2 separate regions of the Homo sapiens genome follow, and region 2 is linked to region 1. A link is a loop called in an ENCODE intact Hi-C map of the cell type or tissue named here. Cell type or tissue: PC-9. All regions are shown on one strand. Each heading gives the region's core, and the rest is flanking DNA. Links, peaks and the distances in the headings are about the cores only.

What was found. Hi-C counts contacts between places; a loop is a spot of excess contacts. Peaks named below come from ENCODE experiments on the same cell type or tissue, not always from the same donor. Only the 100,000 strongest peaks of a DNase experiment are listed, where the experiment ranks them.
Region 2: it touches region 1 in a loop (3-fold over the local background); 6 of 110 quality-filtered maps call a loop at or near these places.

Annotation. Positions count from the first base shown.
Region 1 is chr9:86,199,217-86,205,315 of GRCh38, reverse strand. No RefSeq gene overlaps it. Among named protein-coding and RNA genes, the nearest start is that of C9orf153, 57 kb to the left of the region's middle. RefSeq lists a silencer at 2,801-2,850. In PC-9, for the core only: a CTCF peak has its summit at 2,808 (motif pointing left); a DNase peak (open chromatin) is centred at 2,815.
Region 2 is chr9:86,090,722-86,096,384 of GRCh38, reverse strand. The region is part of intron 1 of GOLM1 (golgi membrane protein 1); the gene reads left to right. Among named protein-coding and RNA genes, the nearest start is that of GOLM1, 6.0 kb to the left of the region's middle. RefSeq lists a silencer at 2,337-2,631. In PC-9, for the core only: no CTCF peak of the experiment used is centred there; a DNase peak (open chromatin) is centred at 2,384; H3K27ac peaks cover 2,857 bases.

The DNA of each region.
Region 1 (6,099 bases), core at 425-5,424:
TCCTGGACTTTTTTTGGTTGGTAGGCTATTAATTATTGCCTCAATTTCAGAGCCTGTCATTGGTCTATTCAGGGATTTAACTTCTTCCTGGTTTAGTCTTGGGAGGGTGTACGTGTCCAGGAATTTATCCATTTCTTCTAGATTTTCTAGTTTATTTGCCTAGAGGTGTTTATAGCATTCTCTGATGGTAGTTTGTATTTCTGTGGGATCGGTGGTGATATCCCCTTTATCATTTTTTATTGCATCTATTTGATTCTTCTCTCTTTTCTTCTTTATTAGTCTTGCTAGCAGTCTATCTATTTTGTTGATCTTTTCAAAAAACCAGCTCCTAGATTCATTGATTTTTTTGAAGGGGTTTTTTTTGTGTTTCTATCTCCTTCAGTTCTGCTCTGATCTTAGTTATTTCTTGCCTTCTGCTAGCTTTTGAATGTGTTTGCTCTTGCTTCTCTAGTTCTTTTAATTGTGATGTTAGGCTGTTAATTTTAGATCTTTCCTGCTTTCTCTTGTAGGCATTTAGTGCAATAAATTTCCCTCTACACACTGCTTTAAATGTGTCCCAGAGATTCTGGTATGTTGTGTCTTTGTTCTCACTGGTTTCAAAGAACATCTTTATTTCTGCCTTCATTTCATTATGTACCCAGTAGTCATTCAGGAGCAGGTTGTTCAGTTTCCATGTAGTTGTGCAGTTTTGAGTGAGTTTCTTAATCCTGAGTTCTAATAAAAATGGGTAAGGGACCTGATGAGACATTTCTCAAAAGAAGACATGGAGATGGCCAACAGGTAGATGAAAAACTGCACCAAATCACTAATTATCAGGGAAATGCAAATCAAAACCACAATGCAATATCACCTTGCTCCTGCTAGACTGGATACTATAATAAAGATAAAATATAACAAGTGTCGGTGAGGATGCTGATAAAATGCACCCCTGTACACTGTTGGTGGGAATGTAAATTAGCACAGCCACTTTGGAAAACAGTATGGAGTTTCCTCAAAAAAATTAAAAACAGAATGATCATGTTATCCAACAATCCCAGGAGCTCTGGGTAACCCTTTCAACAAGATGCACAGAGGCGAAGTACACACTGTTCACAGCAAGAGAATAACATAGGAAGGGTCAGACAAGAAACAATCTGACTTGAGAAAATAACCAAGAGAATGGATACTTGGTCTTCAGTAGCTTCCCAGTTCCTCAATCTATGCTTTTTCTGGCTACGGCCCTGCTTTCCAGCTCCATGAGACACACCTGTGTAGGGGCCAAGGAAGAGCTGATGAATCAACTCACAAAAGGCAGATTAATTAGAGAAAAGGAATGCAAATTTATTTAACATGTATTCCTTGGGAGCCTTCAGAATGAAGACCCAAACATACAGGGGAGGGCCGTGCACAGTGGCTCATGCCTGTAATCCCAGCACTTTGGGAGGCCGAGGCAGGTGGATCACCTGAGGTCAGGAGTTCGAGACCAGCCTGGCCAACATGGTGAAACTCTGTCCCTACTAAAAATACAAAAAATTAGCCAGGCATGGTGGCAGGAGCCTGTAATCCCAGCTACTCGGGAAGCTAAGGCAGGAGAATCGCTTGAACCCGGGAGATGAAGGCTGCAGTGAGCTGAGATCACGCCATTGCACTCCAGCCTGGTTAACAGGGCAACAAGAGTGAAACTCTTTCTCAAAAAAAGAAAAAAAAAGATACAGGAGAAATTGTCCATTTTTATGCTTGGGTTCAACAAAGTACGGACAGCGGTGTAGAAATGTGATTGGACAAAATATGATTTTATGCTAACAGACAGAGGCGGGTAACCCTGCAAGGCCTGTCTGCCTAGATTCTTCTTGGCCTTTCTGAGCAGCATTCCTTCCTTCGGGGTGTGGGGCAGGGCCCTCTCTGGAATGGGGGTCTTATGACTTATAGTCAAACAGCGTTGGTCAGATAATTTCTTCACAGCTAGTTTTTGCACAGAAAGGTAGAGGGAAGGTTAGAGTAATATTTTTAGGTTTATGGCTGGCTTTGGGGAAAAGGGATTCTGGTTTCTCTGACTCACCCTGGGGAAGGGGAATCCTAGTTTCTATGGCTAGCCTGGGGGAGAATGGGACCGAGAGACAGCAGGGCAGGAGGCTGGAGAAACACTTTTGCTTCTGAGGCCTTCATTTTGGAGTACTGTTTTCTGAGCCTCAACATGTGAAATATTATCATAAACTCCCCTATTTTGCTTTAAGCTGGATTGAGTTGGTAGCTGTTATTTGCCACCCAAAGAGTCTTAATTAAGATAATATCAAATAGGAGAAAAAAATCAAAGAGACTGAGGACAGTAGAGAAGTTAGGAGAAATAAAATGCTTTGAAGGGTTCTGGAATAAAGGCATTGTTTACACTCTGTTTTTCCATAAAATAAATTCAGGTATTTGAAATAGACACATTTTACTTGTTCTTTTATTTGCTTTATAGTGATATAGAAATATGGAAATGAATCCCAACAAATCAAGGAGTAGTGATCACAACATAATAGAACATACATGATCACAAAGAGTAGTGATCACAACATAATAGAACGCATGCTATTAATCTAATAAGAATTTTAATATTATTATTTTGTACATTTTTATATATCCCTAACAAGTGGTAAGTAAACGCAGTTTTGAAAAAAAAAAAAGTGAATCTTTTTTTAACATACTCAAGTTTGCTTTTTAAATGAATCCATGATGCTGTGAACATCTCTGCCCCGAATAAAAGTTTATTTAACTTTAACATTTGAAGATTTTGAAGCTTACATATCTCTAAAATTAATCATATTAAGGGTCAAAGTTGAGTAGCATCCTCAGCATGCTATTGCCCCCTAGTGGCTAATAGTAAGAACATGGATTTGAGTCAGGCACTGCCCCAGCATGCGGCTCAACCAGCTATCCAAAACTACCCACTTCAGCTTAGCCATCTCACCCTGTACTAAGGAGATAAACTCGACCAACTGACTGTTGTTGGTTTCCATCCCCTAACCCCATCAGTAGTTTCTGAAGGGATTCCGTCTTTCCCTAGAAAAATCTTGCTCCCAAAATTCTGACCTCTTTCTGAGTTTTCCACTGTCTGCCTCCCAGGACCGGGAGCTCTAAGTCGTGAGCAAGCCAGGGAAGCTTGGGAGGTCACTCAGAGAAAGCACCCCAATAGTATCTTATCTGGCTGCCATGCCATGGGACATATCTTGAAAACAGCAAAAGCAAAGTGAAATGCTTTCCACTCCACCTTGCAAAATGCTGCATAGAGTGAAAACTACTGAGATTCATGGACTCGTGAATAAGGCCACAGGCAAGCTCTCACCTTGTTAAAAAGAGAGGCTGTCCTGTGTGTGCAAAAATACTTGGTGTCCACACTTCTTGATGAGTTACCTTGGGAGAATTCCTCAATTTATCTGGGTTGGGTTTCACTTGTGAAATCCTACCCTGACAAATTTGCCCCACCTGCCAAGGCACAAATAATCACTTACACTTCTGTGCACCCAGAGCTCTTTAAGTCTTTTCTTTCTTTCTCTTTCTTTCTTTCTTTCTTTCTTTTTCTTTTTCTCTCTTTCTTTCTTCCTTTCTTTTTTCTTTTTTCTTTCTTTTCTTTCCTTCTTTCTTTCTCTTTCTTTTTCTTTCTTTTTCTTTTTCTCTCTTTCTTTCTTCCTTTCTTTTTTTCTTATTTCTTTCTTTTCTTTCTTTCCTTCTTTTTTCTTTCTTTCTTTCCTTCTTTCTCTCTCTCTCTCTCTCTCTCTCTTTCTTTCCTTCTTTTTCTTTTGAGGCAGAGTCTTGCTCTGTCACCCAGGCTGGAGTTCAATGGCACGATCTCAGCTCACTGCAACCTCCAGGTTCAAGTGATCCTCCTGCCTTAGGCTCCCGAATACCTGGGATTACAGGTGCCTGCCACCACACCCGGCTAATTTGTGTATTTTTTAGTAGAGATGGGGTTTCGCCACATTGGCCAGGCTGGTCTCGAACTCCTGACCTCAAGTGATCCACCCACCTCAGCCTCCCAAAGTGCTGGGATTACAACTGTGAGCCACCGCACCTGTCTAAGCCGTTTCTATTTAAGTTCTTGCACATTGTATGAATTCTGCTTCCTCCATCAGGCTTTAAGCTTTTGAGGGAAAAATATTGTGTCTCAATCACTTTGGTCATTTTGTGGGCAGTCCTTGTGCATTATAAAAACTGAGGCTGTCACCTCTGTCTGAAATCTTTGGGCAGTTCCTTATCTATTTGCCCTCAAAAGAAAAGTACCTAGCCAATGAGACTGTATCCTATAGCCAGGGCAAAAGAAGCTGTTCTCAGAACAAGGAGTCTTTACTTTGCTGCTAACTAGCTCTAAGACCCTGAATAGCCCCTATCGAATTGCAGTTTTCTCACCAGTTAAATAAACAAGTTGGATGACAATGTGTGACAGGTTCTCCAAGATTACTTTCAGTTCTGTAATAAGTGAATATATTTTCCTCTAATTCTATATGACCTAATTCTGCCCTGATCATTTCCTTTTCTCACTCTCTCACTTCCGATCTTTCATTTCTGAAGAATCACCCTCATGAAGGTGAGAATGAATTAAGTGGTACTAGAGTAGAGTCAGAGACATCATTATGAACTCACACACACACACACACACACACACACACACACATATATATATATATATACACACACACACAAATAATTACAGATAAGCTGGGTTAGCATGCATACATATGTTTCCTAGCCCTGTCCACTGAAAGGTTCTAGAAGCAATGACACCCCAGTAGCAACAACACACCCAGTGCACAAATCTTGATTTCTAATAAAATTCTCCAATCAAAAGAATCAGGGTTCCTTGAGAAGAAGCTGATTCTAGGGTTAGAGCAGTGTCTTCATCCATTTTCTGCTGCTATAACAGAATACCACATACTGGGTTATTTATAAAGAACAAAAGTTTATTTGGCTCACAGTTCTGGGACATGGTGGCTCATGCCTGTAATCCCAGCCACTTGGGAAGCTGAGGCAGGAAGATCCTTTGAGCCAGGAGTTCAAGATCAGCCTGGGCAAAGTAGCAAGATCCTGTGTCAAAAGGAATAATAATCTCTCCTTTTTGTTGTAAAAATAAATTTATTTTGTAGTAAAAAATATAAATAAGTAAAGCAGATTTTGAATTGGCACAAGAAAAAAAAACAACTCTCCAACATAATTTCATATTATATTCAGATGTAAAACGAAATGTACAAGTATGTAAATGTATTCATATAGTCAATTAGTGCAGGTACATTGAAAAAGTATATATAATCTTGAGCTCCCCAAAACAAGTTCCAGAAAGGGCCCCTCACACTCCTCCTATACCAGATCTCTGTGTAAGTGGTAACACATCCAAGCTGAGGAATGGCTGAGCAAGTGACAAGGAGAAAGAACCAATGGATGGAGAAAACCAGAATCAAGCCCAGAAGACAACAGAGCTGTGTGTGCCTATACCAGGCAACTGGAGGGGCATCACCTTCTATCCCTAGGAAGGAGAGTCCATATGAACCTCTCAATCCTTGCCTCTTCTGGGCCTCCCTAGGCTAGTCAGTTCCATGACATTGAAGGAGACTCTAATCACTCCTTATTTAGGGAGCCCCCTCTCATAAGTAGTCCCTCTTTGCTAACCAGAGCAATTCATCCCCAAAAGCCCCGATAGCACTTAGCCTTCTAAGTGAAAAATAGAATTACTATTCATTGTAATGAAAAAAATCCATTCATGCTAAAACAACATCAAATGCCATCAAAATGAATAATGCATCAACAGTGAACATCAAGTTATCACACAACAGAAAAGGCAGGTGTCCTGTTATCTGTAACAAGCCTACAGGCTTGCTCAAAGTGCTTTCCAGTCTGTGGCATCATATAAAGCAAAGACCATGGGCCCCAACACCACCAGGTATACATGGAGTTGTGCAACTAAACCCTCATGCTGGTTAGAAATGAACAGAAAAGAGAGGACTAAATAAATGGATGACAGACTGCAAGTAATGGGCAGATGGATTGTCACTGCTAGACACTACTAAGCTGGGGTGACCACTGGGGGAATCATCAAGTGTGAAGCTGTCTCTGGGAGAAAGGTTTTATGTTTAAGGTTATTGGATTGAG
Region 2 (5,663 bases), core at 28-5,027, 110 kb after region 1:
CTATTTTAGATGTTGCAGACCCTGTGGTCCCTGTCACAACTACTCAGCTCTGCTGTTATAGCCCAGTAGCCACAGATAATATGTAAATGAATGGGCATGGTTCTGTTCCAGTAAAACTTTATTTATGGATACAGAAGTTTTAGTTTCATGTAATTTTCATGTGTCATGAGATATCCTTTTATTTCCAAACCAAAAAAAAAAAAAAAACCTATCGAGCAGTTATCATGTGGTGTGTACTTTATTGCCGCTGTAATTTTTAATCCTCACAACAAAAGGTTTTACATATTTAAAGTCTCATATCACTGCATCCTAGAACATGGGGTCAGTAGTAAGCCTACTTCAATGGACTTTTACAAGGATTGAATAAGATACAGAGAGGGGGATTATACAACTCACCAAAATTCATGCAAATAGTAAGAAAGCTAGGATTAAAATTCCTTTTGGCCTGACCCACATCAGTACTCTTTTCCTAAGCCACACTGCCTCAACAGTACCGCTAAGGAAGCACTCAAAATAACAGGTAGCTAAACTGACATCTAATATCACTTCATGGCATCCAAATTCTCCAAGGAGCACTGAACCAGGAGTCACCTGCCAGGTCAGTCTCCATCCCTCTATCAGTAGGTCTGTGTGCGAGTTGGGGAACACTGCAAGTTTCAGCTGGTTCTCGGTTCTTCTTGGTTTTCAGCCCTGCTGGGCTCTTTTGGGTCTTTCCCACGCGCGCATAATCTTCCAGGCAGCCAGGAATATGTGGAGAATTTATCTCAGCCCTTTGAAGCACTCTGTCATGAAATATTATTCTTTTAACTTTCTTCAACCATTGAAAATGTAAAAACTGGCCAGGCACGTTGGCTCATGCCTGTAATCCCAGCACTTTGGGAGGCTGAGGTGGGCGGATCACTTCAAGTCAGGAGTTCGAGACCAACCTGGCCAACATGGTGAAACCCCATCTCTATTTTAAAAAAAAAAAAAAAGGGAAAATACAAAAATTAGCTGGGCGTGGTGGCATGTGCCTGTAATTCCAGCTACCTGGGAGGCTGAGACATTCGAATCACTTGAACCCAGGAGGCAGAGGTTACAGACAGCTGAGATTGCGCCACTGCACTCCAGCCTGGGTGACAAAGCAAGACTTCGTCTCAAAAAAAAAGAAAAAAAATGTAAAAACTATTCTTAATTTGTGGGCAGTGTACAAAAATAGATGGCTGGCAGGATTGGGCCCTTGGGCGGCAGTTTGTGACTCAAGGAAAAATTGAGCTCCTACTGAGATGTATTCTTTTTTCTTTTCTTTTCTTTTTCTTTTTTTTTTTTTTAGACGGGGTTTTTGCCCAGGCTGGAGAGCAATGGCACTATCTCGGCTCACCGAAAACTCCGCTTCCCAGGTTCTAGTGATTCTCCTGCGTCAGCCTCCCAACTATCTGGGATTACAGGCATGCACCACCACGCCCGGCTAATTTTGTATTTTTAGTAAAGACAGGGTTTCTCCATGTTGGTCAGGCTGGTCTTGAACTCCCGATCTCAGGTGATCCGCCTGCCTTGGCCTCCCAAAGTGCTGGGATTACAGGCATTAGCCACCGTGCCTGGCCCAAGATGTATTCTTTTTTAAATATTTTTTTGTAGAGACAGGGTCTCCCTGCATAACATTGCCCAATCTGGTCTCGAATTCCTGGGCTCAAGTGATCCTCCTGCCTCAGCCTACCAAAGTGCTGGGATTATAGACGTGAGCCATCGTGCTGGCCCCAGGATATATTCTTGACGGTGGTTCAACCTTTCTTCAGAAAATTTCAAAACAGGAAGAATTTGGTTCCCTAGTTCATTTTCACTCATCCACCTCGCTTTTTGGTGTTTCTACTACCTACCACTATACATTCATTTTAAAAGTTTTAATCTTTAGACACTGTCAGCTTCTAGCATTGGGGAAAAGATGGTGTTCATTTTGGGGAAGTGAGAGGAAGAGAGTCTGTGTATTTCCTAGTAAGTTTTTAAAGCAATTTAAGCAGAACACAGTGACCTTGGTCATTTAATCCCAATGGGTTAGAGGCAGAGTTGACAAACTGTCTAAATGGTCAGATGGTAAATGTTTAATCCTCACAATACCCTATGGGCAGAGTTGGTCTGTGAGTCTCTGTCTCTGTCTCAACTTTTCAGTTCTACTTTGTAGCCAGAAAGCAGCCATAGGCAGTATTTATGGCAGTGTATAGTAAAACTTTAAAAAAAAAAAAACCAGGCCCGGATATGGCCTGTGGGCCATAGTTTGCTCACCCCTGGCTTAGAGACATTCTTGGGACAGGGTGGAATATTTCCAGGCCATCAGAAAACTTGGTGACTGATTCTTTCCCGGACTCCAGGCTGCGCCGGGGTGTGCTCAGGTCTGTTTGCTCATTGCAGTGACTTCTGAACTTCCTGCTGAGCCGCTGGGGCCATTCCTCTGAGAAGGAGTTAGAGGTGTGGCTCCACCACTGTTTGGAGAAGCCCAGTTTCTGCACTGGTTGATGTTGGTCAAACATGCTAATCTGACGCGATTGCTCCTATATATTTGCTTTTCTGATTTAAAGCCCTATATGAAAATAAGGAAATGTTAAACATAATATTTGACTAGGAGGGTCAAGGGGCTCGTGTATTTGGCATGTTGTCCATTTTCATATGCCTTTTCTTTCTTTTAAAAAAAGTAATTAGAAGGCTTTGTTAAATTACAAACATTTTGTCTTAAAAGCAAATAATAATTTTAACCAATAGGTTGAATTTTTAAATTAAGCCAGTAGGTAAGAATATGCAGTTTTTTCCTTTTCTGATTTATCAAGTGATTTTTTTTTTTTTTTGACAGAAATCTTGCTCTGTCGCCCAGGCTGGCATGCAGTGACGCAATCTCAACTCACTGCAACCTCCATCTCCTGGGTTCAAGCAATTCTCATGCCTTAGCCTCCCAAGTAGCTGGAATTACAGGTGTGTGCCACCACACCCAGATAATTTTGGGGTTTTTTTGTTGTTGTTTCTTTTTTTTTTTTTTTTTTTGAGGCAGAATCTCGCTCTGTCACTCAGGCTAGAGTGAGTGGCGCAATCTTGGCTCACAGCAACCTCTGCCTCCCAAGTTCAAGCGATTCTCCTGCCTCAGCCTCCCAAGTAGCTGGGATTACAGGCACACACCACCATGCCCAGCTAATTGTATTTTTAGTAGAGACAGGGTTTTGATATGTTGGCCAGGCTGGCCTCAAATTCCTGACCTCAGGTGATCGTCTGCCTTGGCCTCCCAAAGTGCTGGGATTATACACATGAGCCACTGTGTACACCCAGCCTATCAAGTGATTTTTAATGTGAAAACACACCACTTGTTTTAATTTTGGGAAAGCCTGGAGCCTCACAGAGTTTAGCTGATTTAAGTTAATCATTTTCAGTATGTTGGAAGCTTATAACCAAGTATGAGACAAACATATTCTGAAGCTTAAATGAAAATGAATATTAAATTAATACCTCTGTTTGATGCAGTATATCACTCACCCACTTCCATCTCATCCGCAATCCAAATAAATTCTAAGGTGGGAGAAGGGAGAGTGTCTGATGTATTTGACCACCATAAACTCTGCCTGTGAGTTCCTGCCACCAGCCTTCATCAGTCTTGATCATTTCTCGCCAGTGTGTGTCCCTTATCCTTCAGCAGCAAGGGTTTCTACAGTCCTGGAAGCCTGTGAGGAGGCACCTTGCAGGCCTGAAGCCTCATTGTGTTACTTCCTTTCCTTGTGTCACTATTTACCTGGGCAGCCCTGCTCCCATTGGGAGCCCAGGGCTCTCCTAAGAGTGCTGTCTAGACAGCTGCTCACCTTCCTGGCCAGCCAAGCACTGGGTGACAGTGAGGGGCTTCCAGGATTGTATGACTTCCAGGACTGTTTGAGGCTTGGCTTCCTCAAACCTTTTTCATAATATGATCCTGGTCTGGGATGTCCACGGCCTCAGTGGCAACTGTAGGTCAGCCCCAGGTAATGGCAGGTACTGCTATTTTAGTTGGTGGCAGAGTCAGGAGAAGGAAAGAGGAGGACTGGTTGCTATAAAGTAGAATGGTTATGGAAGGAAAACATGCATCACTGTTTCCTCATAAAATGGAAAAAAGATTGAATCTAGAAATGATTTGTTGTTCATCTTTCCATCCCTAATAGTTGTCAACATTTGTTGAGCAATTACTATGTGCCAAATGTAGCTCTAAGCGCTTCTCACTCAACTCACTGAATCCTCTTAAAAACCTTGTGAGCAGGACAGTGATGCACAGACAGGTCCTGTGTCCCCTGAGTGGTAGAGCAAGGGTCAGACATGGTTGTGGGGTTCCAGTCTTGGAGTTCCTGAGTGGTGGAGCCAGTGTCAGACATGGCTGTGAGGCTCCAGTCTGTGGGGTTCCTGAGTGGTGGAGCCAGGATTCAGATATGGCAATGGGATTCCAGTCTGTGCTCTTAATACCACCCTGAGCTGCCTGATGTGAATACAGCACCTGACTCATGGTAGCTGCTCAATAAATTTTTTATTGGCTGTTTAAAGAAAAGAGAATATTAAATGGTTATCTGTACACTTCCCTTGAAGTGAGAATGGAGTTTATTTTCTGCTTTCAAATTTATAATATACCCCACCCACTGACTTACCTCTACTAGAATAACAAAAGGCCTTGCAAGGGTCACATCTAAAAGTATTTTGTCAAGCCATGTGCGGCAGCATGTGCCTACTCGGAGACTGAGGTGTGAGGATTGCTTAGGTCCAGGAGTTCAAGGCTGCAGTGAGCCATGATTGTACCACTGCACTCCAGCCTGGGCGACAAGATTCCATCTCTTTAAGAAAAAGTATATTGTTAGAAAATTTAGTATATAACAAAGATAGTTGTTCAAAGCAGTAGGTAAAAATAGATTATTCAGTAGAGGGCCCTGGCAGAACTGGCTTGTCACTACAGGAAAAAAAAAAGCTGCATTCTTTGTATTTCCTTACTTCTGCATTCTTTGTATTTCCTTACTCCTTACATCAAAAAGGAGTTTTAAATGGATGAACAATTTAAATGTAAATATGAAACTGTACATTGGAAAAAAATGTGGGTAAGTTGTTTATAAACTTAGAATAGGAAATGCCCTTCTAAATATAACAACAATCGAGAAGTAATAAAGGATTGACAAGATTAGGTTATTTAAAACAACAACAGAGTGGCTGGTAAGATGGCCAAATAGCAACAGCTCTGGTCCGCAGCTCCCAGCGAGATCAACACAGAAGACAGGTGATTTCTGCATTTCCAACTGAGGTACCTGGCTCATCTCACTGGGACTGGTTAGACGGTGGATGCAGCCCACAGAGGGTGAGCAGAAGCAGGGTGGGGCATCGCCTCATCTAGGAAGTGCAAGGGGTTGGGGAACTCCTCCCCTAGCCAAGGGAAACTATGAGGGACTGTGCCATGAGGGACAGTGCACTCTGGCCCAGATACTACGCTTTTCCCATGCTCTTCGCAACCCACAGACCAGGAGATACCCTCAGGTGCCTACACCACCAGGGCCCTGGGTTTCAAGCACAAAACTGGGCGGCCATTTGGGCAGACACTGAGCTAGCTGCAGGAGTTTTTTTTTTTTTTTTTTTTTTTTTTTTGGTACCCCAGTGGCACTTGGAACGCCAGCGAGACAGAACTGTTCACTCCCCTGGAAAGGAGGCTG